Regions from separate parts of the Homo sapiens genome. Here region 2 is linked to region 1. The links are chromatin loops, found by intact Hi-C in ENCODE. Cell type or tissue: heart right ventricle. All regions are shown on one strand. Links, peaks and the distances in the headings refer to the core of each region. The heading gives the core; the rest is flanking DNA. Region 1 overlaps EYA4 (EYA transcriptional coactivator and phosphatase 4). Region 2 overlaps LOC105378008 (a long non-coding RNA gene).

Region 1 (8,343 bases), core at 101-8,100:
TTCCTCTTATTTGCCATTTAGACACTGTCTTGCCATTTGAGGTTGAAAATAGAAACATAATTTTTAAAATGAGAAAATAAATGCATTTAAATGCATCAAATGTGCTTAAATAGTTCTAGCACTGTTTTATCCAGAAGGGAAAGAAACGGGGAATGATAATGTTAGCTAAAGTTAAGTTTCAGATTATCCACAAAATTAATTGATCCACGCTATCACCATGAATAGTGTCTGTGAATATCGTTTAGTGATTAACCTAGATAGGTTCCGGGTTAATAATCTGGAAGAGCTAATGCTGAAACACTAAAAGAACCAAGAGTCATGTACAGCTGTGGACAGTAAGGACAGCAAAGCCAACAATCTCCTCTTCAGAGACATTTTTGTTCTACATATGTATTATTCATGAACACAAATTAACTTTCTGCTTATATTTGTATATACAATTTTTCCTCTTGACAAGAACTTTATGCTTCTCTTGAGCTGAATTTTTATCTTTCTGTTTTCTCGAGGTTATCTACAGATACAGAAACCATCTAGGAGGTCTGGTGTTGGATACAACTATTTGTACCTTGTAAAATTCTTACCTCTAAATCATTAAAAAACAAATGAGTATCAGCAAGATTAAAAATCATTTCTTCCATGCGGAGTCCAAGGGTTACAGCCATGGGGGGATCCTGTAAAGAAAATGTACACATAATGAGGTAAAATTTCAGTAAGCGCTTATTATTAAAAATATTTTAAGCACATATTGCTGTGGTGGAAGAGGGAGAAGACTGCATGGGTTTTTACTGAAGATTCAAAAGATTTCTCAGTTTTCCAAAAAGGTGACTTTCCAGAAGGTTCAGACATACCAAATGCACAGACACACCTGGGAATTCAGACATACGTAACGATGACTCAGCATACATTTTCACATAAAGCTGTATGTTGAGGAGAGAAGGAGGAAGGAAATCAGCTAGTTCATATGACCCAGTTTACATATAATCTATGGAAAGTATTCTGGAGAAAGGTATTTGGATGGGGTGCTGAAGAATGGAGCAAACTTACTAAAAAGAAAGGATGTCTTTTTAAGAATAATGACAAATAATAAGAATTAAAAGATAGAGAAAAATAGGTCAACTGGGTATTTATAGGACTTGAGTAGAGAATGTTATCTGGAGGTGAAACAGGAAGAGCTGGCAGAGGATGGTGCGACCATCACTTAATTTTTAATTGCATTTTTATCAACAAGGTAAGAGGAATCTCCCTATCCAAACATGTGTAGAGTTTGGTCTAACCTGCATTTGACTAAGGTTGAAGAAGGGAGGGGTGAGAATAGCTAAAAGAACATTAGTTCTCTAAGTGTAATCCAGGTAAAAAATATATGCTTTGGGAAGTGATGGGGTCAGTAAAGAGTTAAAATGACTCAATTTTTGTTTACAGAAACCAAGATATTAAACAGCAGCAAGAAGTCGAAAATCAAGACCAGAGTTGTTACTTTACCATAATTAACTGCAGCTGAAGGCCTAGCATCAAGAGATATAAGACTAAAAAGAAAGGAGCATTTGGGGATAGGGATGGGAATAGGGAAGTAATTCATGCTCAAACATTGTGTTTAAAATTATCAAAGTTGGAATGATGTCTAAAGAAGAACTGCTCATAGGTGCAACTCCGAAGATAAGAGAAAGAAAAAACCTGGAAGGGACAAACCCTTAAAATTTGAGACCAGATGGGTGTTAGCAGGGAGAAGAATAAGGTTTTGAATAAAGCTGACAAGTCTAGAAGGATACTATTGGTTTTGGCTGGGAAGTTATTTTGGAAGACCTCAGAGGGTGATTTGGGTTGAGTGGCTGGGCCAGGAGCCAGACTGCAGGGATTTGAGAAGAGAGAGCCGAAATTGTGTTTTCAACGTTCTAATAGTTGGCATTTCAAGAAATGTATCTCAACTTGGGGAAATGTAATGCAAACTTTACTCAATTTATGATAAGAACCTGCAACCCAGGTCAGGCCAAGCAGTATTCATCTACACCCTGAACTGATTCCATTTGCAAGGAGAAACCACTCTTCATTCCACACCTCCACTATGATAATCCATTTTATTCCTATATTTCCTTTCATCATGTTTTGAGGGGGAAGCCCTAAAGTGTAAACATATTTGAGATGTCATCCTGTGTTCTATAGCCATGAAAACCTGGAGAATAGGAATTAAATGCTAAGAAAAAGGCATTGAGTGCTAAGGGGTCACTGGGGTATGAGAGCTAAACTAAGACGATGTGAGTGAAGATAGAGACAAGATAATAATACGCTGGATTTCAACATAATTTTCTAATTGTTTGCATCTTCTCATTTAGAGATTTATGTGGATTTCATAGGCAGAGATTCTCATTTCTCAGTAATGGATGCTGACTCTTCACATATCTGATGGCCTCCTGGTATTATGTCATCCGGTAGCTTGACTGTGCTGCCGGATTCATCCGTCTTCCAGTGACAGAACCATTTGGGACTATATACCCAAAGATCAAATCAGTTCTGTTTTAGCCAACAAATATTCATTAAAAACAAGAATAAAATTATTAATAAGTAGGCCAGGCACAGTGGCTCACGCCTGTGTTCCCAGCACTTTGGGAGGCTGAGGCAGGCAGACCATTTGAGGTCAGGAGTTCGAGACCAGCCTGGCCAACATGGTAAAACCCTGTTTCTACTAAAAATACAAAAATTAGCTGGACACAGTGGTGTGTGCTTGTAATCCCAGCTACTCAGGATGCTGAGGCACGAGAATCCCTTGAACCTTGGAGGTGGAGGTTGCAGTGAGCCAAGATCATGCCACTGTACTCCAGCTTGGGTGACAGAGTGAAACAGTATCTCAAAAGAAAAAAAATATTAATAAGTGCCAGTTTGTGTCTCAAGGGGTTTCAGAGCTCAGAAGGGCCCCTTGCTCTGTTTCCTTCAAGTATAAAATTCTTTTTTCTTCATTTTGTTGATCATGTTTTTGTTGAAATAAAATCTCTAAAGGTTGTGTAAATTAAAAAAAAAACATTTTGTCTTTTTTGGTTGAAAAATTCCTATAATTAGTCTCTGTCTTTTTGACAGGGTTGGGGGAACTAGGCATTAACTAGGCTGAGGATATTCTATGAAACTATTCTGCCTAGTCATGGAACCATGAACAAAGTCTACAGAAATATCAGGAAAAATCAAATGTAATTATAGCATGAAAACATATAATTCCATTAGTGACGCTCTGTGCTTCTGAGGAATGTTCACTGATGCAAGACAATAAAACTGAGCTCCACACTAGTCTGTTATGTTTCTGATGATTACTGCCCTAAAGATATATATTTCAGATAGGAGTTCAGAAATATCTGATTTAAAAGGTTTTCCTTCTGGAGACCAGGTTGGTTAGGCTCTTATCCTATGATTTGCCAATTTTTCTTTTTAAGTTTTAAATACCATTATTGAATTTCTTATGTTCATTCTTCACATTCTTTGCATTTACAGATCAGATTTATGGGGATGGGAGAAAACATACTGTTCCTTTTGATTGTTACTTTGATCAATTCCATGCTTCTGAAGTACGTAACTCTGTGCTACCCAAACAGTGATAGGAAAATCCATGAAGAATGCATTTTGTACATCTGATAAGCATGCAAACAAGCATAATTTTTTTTAAAAAAAGCAAAATGCAAGAATCTGCTAGCAAGCAAGCATGGCATGTGGTGTGATAAAAACTGTAGTTGAGCACTCCACTGGAATGCAACCCCACGGCACTGGGAGGGCTGGTCATTTGTTTTTCAAGCTGTGGAGATTCCACATCACACACTCTGTGAGAGCCAGGACTTAGTAAGCATTTTGGCAAAATATCATTTGTAACTGGGAAAGTTTAGGTTTGTGGTTTGCTGGAGTGTGAACTAGCTGTATTTTACTAAGCTTTCCAGAGAGCAAGGCCTATTGAAAGAGAGAGGTTTCATCAGCCATGCCAAAGTCTTGGCACAGATGGGCCAGGGCTAGTCATGCCATCAGCCAAGGAAAACCATGCCTGTAAGAGGTGGTGATCTTGTTTCTAAGAGAATGTCTGGGGCAGGCTTACTTTCAAATATCTAATTTTAATTTTGTTTTTTTCCAGCTTACTAAGTCACTGGGACAGCTAATTCTAAGTGAGCAGATTACAGCACTGCATTTTTCCAGCTAAAGGACTCACAGATCCAAGAATCCCAGAAAGATGACTGGACATTTGGTGGGTGTAGCCTTAGCAATGCTGGGCACCCTCCATCTTGCCAAACTGCTGTGAGGGAGCTGCCAGCACCTGCAATTCCACTGTTTTATCAGGCATGTGAGAATGAAACATACTTCTGGATTGAACCCAAGTTTTATACAGAGATGTTTGCTCATTTTCATTAGATGTTTGTAGAATTATGGGCACCTTATGAATCAAGAGTTGCTTTTTTTTAATTTGCATTTAAGTGTAGTGAATGTTGAGTTTAGGGTCTAAAATGAGGTGATAGCAAAATCTTGGATAGAGGAAAAAAGTGGGATAATAAAGGCACTAACAGGGTTTTGTGGAAGTTCTGATATATATTATACATATTATAACAGTTCCAAAAGGTTCAAAGTGTCTACAACAGAGTTTAATAGGAAGCAAATTGAACTACTGCCAATTTATTCTGTGTACTGCTCTATCAAAATACTGAAACTATTCCCCAGACATTTTACTGAATAGAGAGAGAGAGAGAGTGAGAGAGAGAGAGAGAGAGAGAGAGAGAAGAGGAAGATGAAGAAAATAAATAGCTCTTGGCCTTTAAATGTGTGGTTCTAAGCCAGATGTTGCCAGTGTATAACCAGGGCAGGATCCAGTACAGCAGTTCTCTAAATCAAAATACTAACGCCTATTAGCCATGTGAACACAGAGCATAAATTGGAGCCAGACTGTCTGTCTACGGGCCTCTGCCCTGCATTGGGCCATCAGCTGGAATTCCTCCTCTAGGGACACACTGTAAAAATATCTCTGGAGAGGCAGCAATTATGTATTTTTAAAGAAACTAAGGACGTTTTTTTTTGTTTTTTAAAGACATCAACCTCTTGAAACAGTTATTCTTTTGGGACCCGTAGCATATGTGTAGACATGTGCACACAAAGATAGAAGATATGCAAGTTCATCATGGAAGAAAGAAGGCAGACCAGCTCCATGAACCAAGGTGGAAAAAGTTACTGGATTTTTTAGAATACATATACTCTTTAAATCATAAGAGATAAAATGAAATTCAGTCACAAATCAGAACAGAAATTTTACAATTGTGATACTTGTCTATGATGGATAGGTAGTGGGCTTACAGGTTCTTAGGAGGAACTGGAAAATGGTTTCAGGAACATTCATTTATTCATCATATATTTATTGAGTGACTAATTATGTATTAGACACGTTCAAATTCCAAGCAGAGAGCAGATAACCAAAAAAGCAAAGCCCGTACCTTTATGTGGTTTATATTATTACTGGATGAGATATCTGATAAACAGACAAGAAAACAAGGGAGTATAAGCATTTCAGGTGGTGATGAGCTATGAAAGAAAAACCAGGACAAGCAGATACAGAAGTGATGAGGATGAGTGGAAAGGGCTAATTTAAAGCAAATTCAGAGAAGCCCCCTTTCAGGAGGTAATGGCAGAGAGAGAAACAGAGGCCTGACAAAGGTGAGGGAGCTAGGTATGAACAGGTGCAATAGTAGCGAACATACACAGAGCCCAGAGGTGAGGAGTCTGTGTGTGAGAAGAGGGACCCTGACCAGGGAAGGGAAAGGAAACAAGGATTTTAAGAATGCAAGAGTGCTCCACTGAATGTATGTGAGAGGCCCCAGCAAGATAAGCCAAGAAGGAACACTTGATTTGGCAACAAGGTGGCTCCTCAGACTTGGCAAGTGTCATGTTATGGCAAAGCTGGAAAGAGCAGAGAAGGAGAGCAGTCACCAGAGGGGAAAATGGGCTCAAGAAGCTCTTCTAATGACAGGAATGTGACAGCAGATACGATGGTGATGGGAAGAATCTAGGAGAGTGAGAAACTGGTGGCTTAGCGAAAGAAGTCCTTTCAGGAGTCGATTCTTTGGGTAGGTGAGGGAGCACGGAACCAGGGTGCAAGAGAGGTGCAAGAGACATCTATGGCTACAGATGTAGGAGGCACGGATTTGGTGGTGCAAAGATGACAGAATTCATTTGTTTGCTTTTTTCCCCCTAGTAATTGAGGAGGTTTGTACAGAATTGGGAGAGATATGCTTGCTCTCCCTTCAGCTCTTCAAAACCTCCAATAGGAAGAGTTCATGACCCCAAGAGTGCTTGCACCCACTTGAGATTTGTGGCCACATTCAACTGTTGAGGTACAGGCAGTCAGTGGGGTTTTCTGATGGAGAAATAATGAGGAAAGGATAGAGAGGCGTTATGGAAAAGTAGGGTTATAGTGGTACATAAGGAGGACTCCAAGCTGGGAGGATGACATATAAGACAGGAGTTCTCAGACTCCACCATGCATGGGGAACACCGGTGGAGCTTTCACAATGCCTGTTGCTCGGGCCACACCCCATACCAACTAAATCGGATTATCTGAGGTGGGTCCACGCATCAGTCATGCTAAAGCTCTGCAGTGAGTCCAATGTACAAACGAAATTGAGAGTCAGCAGATGACAGTCTTGCTACTCAAAGTGTGGTTCACAGACCAGCACCATTGGCATCATCTGGAAACTGTTAGAAATGCACACTTGTAGACCCTTCCCCAGATCTAGTTTGCCAGGTAGTTTAACAAGATTATCAGGTGATTCATATACATGTTACTTTTGAATAAATACTGGTCTATAAGATATTATAATGAGAGACTGGGATAGTTAAGAAAAATCAGAGCTGGCATGACCTTCTGGCTTTCCAAGAGTTAAGCCTCTGTGGTGCTTCCACAGGACGGCTGGACTTGAGCCAGCGTGATCACTGAGTAGAACTGTGGCTTAGTATAATTTCTCGGGAACTAGACTTCTCTAGAGTTGCTTATGAGGAAGAGTGCCTTTTCCACCCTTCACCTCCATAAAGATCATTCTGTGGACTTAACTTCAAGGACCAAATGTCTGATGGTGTCTTTTTCTTAGTAATGTAGCCAATTACCTGCTGGGGAGCTGGTAAAGGTGAAAAGCTAGCACATTTTGAATTAAAAGATTTTGTTCACAATTCAAGTGTTCAGTGTAAGCAACATATTTGCAGTTGAACAGTAGTTAATGTTGTCAAGCTTAAATTGTATGATGAAGGGGATCATCACACAACTTACCACTAGAGGCTTCTACAGTTTCAGTCAGAAGGGAATCCAAATGTATTAAACTAATAACAGAATAAATGTACTTCAAGGGGGGAATTACAGTGGTAGTACATGGCAACAGTGTAACATGGTACTTGGATGGAAAGAAAAATACCATGTTGGGAGGATGGGCTAGAAAGCACAGGGCCCAGAGAAAAGTGGCAGAGCAGAGGTGGCAAATACACACACCTCACGAGGCTCCTCAGGACTCCAGGAGAAAGGTGATTGACATGTTAGGAGATGGCTATAGGAGGAAATGCCTAGGAGAGGGTTGATGATGGTTAAAGAATACTTAAGGTAAGTTAATGTTCTAATCCCCCACCTTCTCAAGATATGAGATTAAATGATCATCAACTGAGATCAAAGGAACTGAAAACTTCAGGGCAGGTTACAGAAGGTTGCTCTATGTGTTTTTAAGAGATTAGTTACCATTATCTCTCTGGTATATTAGCTTCAAGTTAATCAATGTGATGTCCTTTCAAGATCTTTCCCCTTTTCTAACATAATTCCAGCAATTACTTGCTAAAGATGGGCTTAAATAAAAGTTAGGAATATATTTGGCTATTCATGAGATCACGCAGAGTCATTCCATTTAATTTTTAAAAGAAATTCTCAAACATATACTCAACACGAAGCTCTGAAAGGGGAGACAATAGGTAGCAATGATTCCCCAATTCCCTAGGGAAGAGTTCGAGATATGTCACTGTCTTTGATTTGGCTTTATTTTCACATGCATATGTATGATATTTATGTACACACTATATACATACACATGCACACACAAACTTACTATAAGCTACCAGTAAAAACATTATGCATTTTTTGAGTCTTGCAAATTCTGTAATCATTCCTTTTATATAATATATACCAAAACCACTCTCTAGTCACCCTGGCATAGTGCTACTTCTCTGCAACACTGACTGACTCATATTATGAGGTAAAATAACAGATACAAATATAAAATGCAAATTTCCTTAGAAAAATTCAGTTTCCTGTATTCCAGATTTCCTTGAAACTAAATAAATAGGTTATGCTTACTGAATGTTTATTCT
Region 2 (8,343 bases), core at 338-8,337, 550 kb after region 1:
CTTGTCTCAACTGACACTAGTAATTTGAGAGATGTTGAGGGTGTTACTGAATATAAATTTGAAGAAAAATAACTCTTCCATCTATATTATTAGAAGTAGAATGAATATTCAATCAAAGATGAATCAAAAAGCTTAGATTCTGTATATGGGCACTTACCTTCCTGAATACAGACTCTTCCCATGATCCTTTCCTCACATGGAGCATCCACAAGAATCATACTGCAATTTGCAACCAATTGTGCTCTGGATGACAGAAATCTGTCCCCACATTCATTTGAAAGCTACTTTTATAAAATTATTGCATTCAGAGCTAGAGATGACAGCTTTTTTGCAGAAGAGAAAACTGAGGTCCTGAGAGCCAAGCTATTTGCCTGAGGGTAAAGAATAAGTTAAGGCTTCATTTAAAGACCCAGATTCTAAACCGTTAGCTAAGACACCACCTCTCCACCTTTCTAAATGGTTAACACCACCCATCTCTCATACTCAAAAAAGTTTTCTTCTATGTTTGTATTGAATCGTTCATTCTTAAATTCATTCCTCTTCCTTCCTTCTTCTTTTCCACCTTCTTCTCTCCTTTTCTTCCTTCCTTTCCTTCTAGCTTCCATCCTTCCTCCCCTTGGATTAATATTCATTTACCATATGCCAGTCATTGTGATGAGCTCTGGAAACTAAGAAAAGGATATGATCCATGACTCAAAGAACTGTTCATTTTTAGAGAAGACTGACCTGGTTACCAGCAGGTCCAAACTCTTTAATGTGGTTTATGTGGTCCTCCACTCTCTGATCCCTAACCCATCATCTCTAGCTACTCTCCCTCTTCTCTATACTCCAACCTTACAGGATCCTTTGGGATCACTGAATAAATTCTTCCCAGCTGTGCCATTCCATATGTTCACTTCCAGGACATATGTGATGTCTCTCCCCTACCCTCCTCATTCAGCTGGCACCACACCATCCTTCAGGTCTTAGTCTAGATGCTTATTCTCAGGGAGTTCCCTGAACCAAAAGACCACATTAAGCCTCCCTGTTAATTTGCAAACATTTGCATTATGCCTTTCTATTTCTCTTCACTGGTGAGTTCAATAAGGACAATGATCAGTAACTGACTTATTCACTCTTATATGCCCATTTTCCTAGTTCAGGGCTTGGCACCTAGTAGAGACTCAATAAATGCTTATTGAATGAAACAATCTGTTTAGCATACAGTGGAAACACAAATGAGAAAGTAGTTAATTCTATGTGGGGGGGCAGTCAGTTGGTGTCATCCATGTTTAATTCATATGAAGGCTTAGGATGAATTTTATAAAATCAAATGGATACATAGCATGCCCAATTTCCCATCTTTCTGTTTTGGTAAAAATAAAAACCAATAAATAAGATGAGGTTTTGTTTACACTATGTGCCAATGATTTTACTAATATAGGTATGCAATGCCTTCTCTACAATTCTAAAATCCAAAAGAAAATCTGAAAATAGAAAATTTTTCATAAGTATGGGTAACAAACTTGCTGTTAACTGACATGCTGTTACAGTCTTTATTCTACTTTCTATGAATATTCATGCTTTGCTGCAGAAATATCAATGTTATTGGTCTGTATTTATTCCATTTTGTATGAATGTTTGTTCTGGGCAGAAATGTTTTATTTCATAGCTCCCTCAGGATGTCATATAAATCCAAATTTGAGACATGCCTGGCCTCCAACATTTCTGAGATGGGAATGTGAATGTGAATTGCTATTACCACCTTGCGTTGCATTCAAATTTAGCCCATTGAAATTATCTCTCTTTTTCCAATTTTCTCCCTGATTAAAATGTTTTCCTACTGAGTATAACAGAAGTAAACATTACAGAATTTTAGAAGCTGAAAGCCCTAGTAATAAGGCCACGCATATGGACCGTTGCTGGAACTGAGGTGGCCCAGGGTCTTAAATGAAGGTCTAGAACCAAAAGGTCCTCTTCAGGCTTCATTTTTAAAGTTTATGTGATTAGTGAGGTGGAATGTTCTTGCCCAACTGCCTCATTTTATGGGGAAAGAAAATTGAGTTCCATGCAGGAATAGTGACTTAAAACAACAGCCTGTTTACTGGAAACAAATCATACCTGCTAGGTTCATTTCTTACTTAGGGAGGTAACTCATAGACAATAGAAATTATCCTATGAACAAAATGGATAAAACTTGCCTGGATGCTTTACAATGAAGTGGATTACCAATCAAGTGAAATATCAGCACTTAGCAATAGCACTGTGGAGGGAGGCCAGGGCTCTATTCTTAAGTCTGTCGTTCTTCATATTTTTATCAGTGGATGAAGTGATGAAGGTAGCAAATGAAAATTTTGTAATTTTCAAAAATTTTCATAAATTTTGTAGCAAATTTTCATTTGCTACAAAGCAAGTCAAGTGATACAGAATAAAATATTTTTGGGAAAGGAAAAATATGGCTTACAAAAAAACACAAAACTATCTAGTGGTTTAATTAAATGGTTGGCAAGTTCAACATTCCCCAAAAGGAATTCATGCACCTTCACACAATTAGCACCCCCGAATGAGGGAGATGTAATCCTTCACTGCTTTATTCTGACCAGACATTCCTGGGTCCTGTGCTCCTTTCTGGGAGCCATGCTGTAAGAGAGGCTGAATTCAGAGGACCATAATTAGGAATGGAGACAGTAGTCAAAATTATATTTACTGGATAGCTGAGTAAGGTGGCTCACACCTGTGTAATCCCAGCACTTTGGGAGGCTGAGAAGGAAGGACAGCTTGAACCCAGGAATTTGAGACCAGCCTGGGCAACATAGGGAGACCCCATCTCCACAAAAAAAGTAAAAATCAGCTGGCTGTGGTGGTGCACACATGCAGTCCCAGCTATATAGGAGGCTGAGAGGCTGAGGTAAAAGGATCGGTTGAGCCTGGAAGGTCAAGGCTGCAGTGAGCTGTGATCATGCCACTGCACTCCAGCCTGGGTGACAGACCTCGTCTCAAAAAAAAAAAAAAAAAAAAAAAAAAAGCAAACAAAAAATATTGGAAATTCTTAACCTCAAGGCAGGATTTCAGGAAGCTGTAATCACTGCCTTCACATAAGGGTTTGTCATGTGAGAAAGGGATTAGATTTGTTCCATGGTGTTCCAATTATCAAAACGTCAAAGAGACAGATTTTGGTTCAATACAAGCAAGTTCTCCAAGGAACAGAGCCTTATTGCCTATTTTCATCTCAGAGCTGGTAGCTGAACAGATCACTGGCTAAATGTACAGGAGTTTCAAACTGCAGTAAGTTATGCTTTGAGCAAAGATTTTTAAAGTATGATAGAGAATTGTATCTCAATAAAGCTATTATCAAAAAGAACACAATAGAAGCAAAGAATTTGTCACTTTTATCTTCCTTCTCTTCAAAACGTCATGAATTAGTATAAAGAAATGAAACAAAATTATTACTGAAAAGCAAACAAAGTAAAAACAAGGTAGTCTAAAAATGAAGTGTTAATGTTAGGCTCTCAACTCTCTACCCGCAACATGGAAACTGAAAACATGAACTATTGCTTATATTACTCCACCAGAGATGCACAGAATGATTACTGGCCCTGTTGTTTGCCAACCCGTTTCTACAACACACAAAACCAAAGGCTACAAGAGTGTGAGTCTGATAAACCATTCATCCAAACTCCCTCTACACATAACTCTGAGTTACCTACACTAAATTATATTCAGATTTTGGCAGGCAAACATCTTGGAAACAAAATCGTTTTTAAAAGCACTGATTTTTCCATTAATCTCAAAGCATAAATGGAATTTTTAAAAATGTCAATCGAATGTCCACAGTGGGAACTTAAGAGCAACCCACACGTTTCCTTTAAATATGTATGTAAAAAGGGCTCCACGAATAAATGCATAATTCAAGAAATACAAAGACGGTGAATTTTAAAAAATTTAAAAAAACTGTAGACAAATAAAAGTGACAAATAATCTGCTCTGTTTTGTACAATTTTTAAATGAGACTGAATAAAAAATGCCACTTATTTAACATGCAACAACTATCAAATCAGTTCCAATACTAAGAATGTTGGCGAAGAAGATCATTTCTGCATCTCAGTCAATTTCTTAAAGAAAAACAGAAACTCTACAAAGTTTATTCTACCCTGACATATTTTTAGATTGTGAAAGATGGCTGAGGGAAAAGGCGGCAGCCTTACCGTTATTTGATGAAGGTCATGAATGGTTAGTAATTCTTTGTGGGAAACGTTATGGAAGATCCATTAGAATAAGAACAGATTACCATGTTCCTGTTGCCTCCAGATAGGTCAGCAATAATCTGGCCATATTTCCCGGGAAGAGAAGAAAACAGCCAGGCAGAACCTTCTCTAATGGCAGTGTTTTCAGATGGCCGGAGAAGTCTCTGGGGCTTTCTGGTTGGCTGACGGCTGGGGTATTACAGAGCAGGGTATGCAGCCATGGATCATTACCGATTGGCACACCTATAGAGCGAACTACTGTGGTCCCAGATACTCTATGTTTGCTCAAAGACGTGCTCTGCAGTATTCAGAACTGAGGGAGAGGTAATTTATGGCATAAATCCATGTTTTTTTGGAATCACTAAATTTAAAATTCTCCAAATATATTATGAAAGTTCTGCAGTATGTACTACTAGTTTCCCAAATAAGACTATGTAGATTTTTGTGTTTCTTTGTCTGAATGATATTTTTTCCCTTTTTTCTTTTTTTTTAGTACACTGGGCCAATAATTATAAAAATACACTTATAATTTCTCTCTGTATTAATTATAGAAACAGTGATACTCCAGAAATACATTAGTGAGATATAGTGGTTTGTTTTAAACCATGGAGAATGTAGTGGTTTGTTTTAAAAGCTACATATATTCTAAGAGTTTGTTATTTATTCTGATCATATGTCAGTCCTATTTTGTTGGTATTTTAAAACAAAATCCCTCTAAGAATAGAATGATGGGAGTAGGGTGGGTATGATCTGTTATTTTGTAGCCTGAGGTTAGGCATAGCCAGGAAGTGGCAAATCTAGAATTCAAACTCAGGTAACAACACTACAGAGCCCACATTCTTAGTTAATATGCCCTTTATCTTTTGTACCTCAGTTTCCTCATGTGAAAAATGGAGAGTGATCAAAGGTCTCTCTCCAGGGTGTGAATGTGACATTCACTTATAGATAGTTACTATCTATAAGGTCCTTAGATAGTGCATGATACAATAGTGCAAGCTCTATATCACTGATTGTATTAAAACAACAAACAAATTAGCATTTTATCCAAAGTCACACAACTAGTAAGAGTCAGACCTGGGACCCAAACCCATGCAGTTTAGCTACAGCCTACATCCTTAATGTACATGCACTACTGCCTTGGAATCACACTGATTCACACCATTAAACACAAAATGAGTGTGAAATGCCACTACTAAATTAACTTAGTAGCATACCCAGTTTCAAAAGTATCTGGGATAGAGATAGTCAACCATGGAAATGGGTAGTTGTCTTGTTAGCAACTAAGAGACTAAAATTTTCATCTGGGTGGGAAGGAAAGTACGGAACCAGGTGGACTGTATTCCCCACGGGTCCCAGCACTTGTGCAGCTGTTCTGTGAGGCTAAGAGGCTGAAAATAGAATTGAGCACAATTGCCAACATGGCCTAACCCTGCTTCAGCCCCTGTAGAAAAGAAAATGTTTATAGAAGGAACATTTATTGATGATTTTTTTTAAACGCTAGATTTAGCATTAGTCATTGATTTGCTTCTAAATATTCAGAGTCTTAAGAGGGAGAAGGTTGTTTCTCAAAAGCAGGTACATACACACAAAAATCATTTCAATCATCACTGAGGAGGTTCTATTCATAATAAAAGAGTAGAAAGCATGTTCCTTTAGATGTGAAAGGAAGAAAAGAGGTTTTGAGTTTTTTCCTATTATCTTTTAACTTGGGAAGCAAACTGAAGGAAAAAAAAAGATGGATTTTTTACAGGTTCCTGGTCCCACATCTCTCTATGTTTTGTCTATTACTTGCATTTCATCAGCTCAATGTAAACACCACTGCCCTTGCTCCTGCCAGGTTAGGAAAAACAATTCAGCCTTCCAGGAAATCACCAGGACTTTGAACTTATATCTTGATGAGTGAAAATGTGATGGAAGAATGAATCAGAAGGGCTGAGTGAATGTTTTGGAACCCATTATATATTGTTATTCATACAGTTGATCATACCAGAGAATGATCTTGCCAATTAGCACAGCCCTTGCAAAGCATCCCACATCAGGGAAGCTGGCTAGTTAGCATCCTCTCCTGCAGCCTCAAACCCAAAATATGGCTCAAGTCTTTCATCGCTTGTCGTACTTTTGTAAATAACTCCAACCATATGAAAGGGTTTTCTTTCTTTTGCTGGTAACCATGTTTACTCTATATGTACTGTACAACATAAGTTATGACTTTTTGTTTTGGGTTCCTTTTTTAATTAGTTTTTCTGACCAGGGACCCTCTGTTGTTGAAACAGATGTTGTGGGGCCCAATAATAGCTCTCAGCTGCCAAAAGCAAAATATGAAACTGTGCCCAGACCACGCAGAACAAATGACTGTAACGAGGGGATGGTCGAGTCCAAACAATAGAGCAAGTTGACATTTCATATATATAGCAACTTATGTGTGAGCATACACAGGCTGTACTCTCTTCTCTCTTTTGAGTAACTAGCCTGAAAGACGTGTACAAATGAGCTCCAAGGGTATTCCTTCCCAAAACAAGAACACTGATATGTACGCCTAGGAGCTAAAACTCAGCTAACTCACAAACTGAAACTCGAAGACCTTCCCTCACACTCTCACCCAGTCTATAAAATAGACCCAGACAAAGATAGCTCCATGAAACTAGTTCTGTGTTTTGGAATAACAACCAGCTTTAAAAAAAAAAATCAGTAAACCTAAGATATAAATGCAACATAGGTTCACCAGAGGAGTGTGACGATAAATGTTTTAACAACAGGCTCTCTACGGAGTGGGGGTGGCGGGGGGACAAAAGTTGTGACATGTAGTATTTTCCCATTTTCATGGCGTAAATATTCCCACCATGATCAATTTCAGGCTTTCAATATGACATCACTTAATGCAGAGTTGGGAAGAACCGTGCAGTAGGACACAATGTAATGGCATCAAGAATGTCAGTAATTGAGAAATGTAGTAAAGTAATTAGTAAGTAATGAGGTTGAGCATTTATTGCCTTTGTTTTTAATACAGTTTGCTTCATTGTCAGGTTATATAAATTAATTGTTAATTGACTGTGCTTAACAACAAACTCCCAAGACTCCTGAAAATTAGGCAATTGGCTCTCACAATCCAGTAGAAGCTGACTCTAGCACATAGCAAGATCACCACCACCACCATATAAAAGGTCATTTAATGCTCTTCTATTCTGATTGTAATCCTCAGACCAGCAGCATGGGCATCTCTGTGGAGCTTGTTAGCTCCCTCCTCACACCTCCTGAATCAGAATCTGCCTTTGACAGAATCCCCAGGTTTTTGCTGGGCACATTAACATTTGAGAAACACTGAACTAAAGAACAATGTGAGTGGATACTAAATTAGGGAATTTTGAAAATATATACGCAGTTGACCCTTGAACAACATGAGTTTGGACTGTATGGGTCTAGCTATAGGTTAATTTTTTTCAACTAAACACAGAGGGAAAAATATAGTTTCAGGGGGTGCAAAACCTGCATATGCCAAAAGCTGACATTTCCTATATATATTATATTTTGGCAGGGCAGACTGCAGACTTTGAGTTTTCAAGGATTTAGGTATACACAGAGAATCCTGGAACCAATCTCCTGAGTATACTAAGCGATGACTGTGCTCACTTTTGTACGTGCTAGAAGCAAATGGATTTTTGAAGAAAGCCCCTAATAATCATGATATTTCAAAGCAGCTGCAAAGAACTACTGCAAAATCCATAATGTCCTGACAGTTTTGTTTGGGTGAATTCTGGATAAAAGTCTATTGGTCTCCCTGTGGCTTTGGAGGCAAGGATTCTGCTGTTAAACCCCTTGAGTTAAAAATCCTGGTTTGCTGCCAAATTTAACAGCTGAGGGATAGCGGCAAAATTATTTAACCTCCCAGTACCTCAAATTTCTCATGTGCACAATGAGATGATATTATTAGTACCCATCTTATTGAGTAGTTGTAAGGAGCAATTAAAGTGCTTGCCCCAGTGCCTGGCATATAGTAAGTGCTCATCAAACTTTAGTAATTATTTATATTTCCCACAGGGGAAAAAATTCCAAACCATTTCCTATGTATGAATCCATGTTTAAAAATAGAAAGGTGTGTTTTCCTTGGTATGCTTTCTGAGAA

The links. Hi-C counts contacts between places; a loop is a spot of excess contacts. Peaks named below come from ENCODE experiments on the same cell type or tissue, not always from the same donor. Only the 100,000 strongest peaks of a DNase experiment are listed, where the experiment ranks them.
Region 2: a loop joins it to region 1, with 3 times the contacts of the local background. A loop is called at or near these places in 50 of 110 quality-filtered maps.

The regions. Positions count from the first base shown.
Region 1 is chr6:133,498,434-133,506,776 of GRCh38, reverse strand. EYA4 (EYA transcriptional coactivator and phosphatase 4) reads right to left here. Exons shown (of 20, transcript NM_004100.5): 14 at 582-671. TARID (TCF21 antisense RNA inducing promoter demethylation) reads left to right here. Exons shown (of 9, transcript NR_109982.1): 8 at 507-698; 9 at 4,097-4,525. Among named protein-coding and RNA genes, the nearest start is that of EYA4-AS2, 46 kb to the right of the region's middle. RefSeq lists an enhancer at 427-1,626. In heart right ventricle, for the core only: no CTCF peak of the experiment used is centred there; DNase peaks (open chromatin) are centred at 3,756 and 4,246; H3K27ac peaks cover 1,975 bases.
Region 2 is chr6:132,950,442-132,958,784 of GRCh38, reverse strand. It overlaps LOC105378008 (a long non-coding RNA gene), which reads right to left. Exons shown (of 8, transcript XR_001744346.1): 8 at 600-668. Among named protein-coding and RNA genes, the nearest start is that of LINC00326, 130 kb to the left of the region's middle. In heart right ventricle, for the core only: no CTCF peak of the experiment used is centred there; no DNase peak of the experiment used is centred there.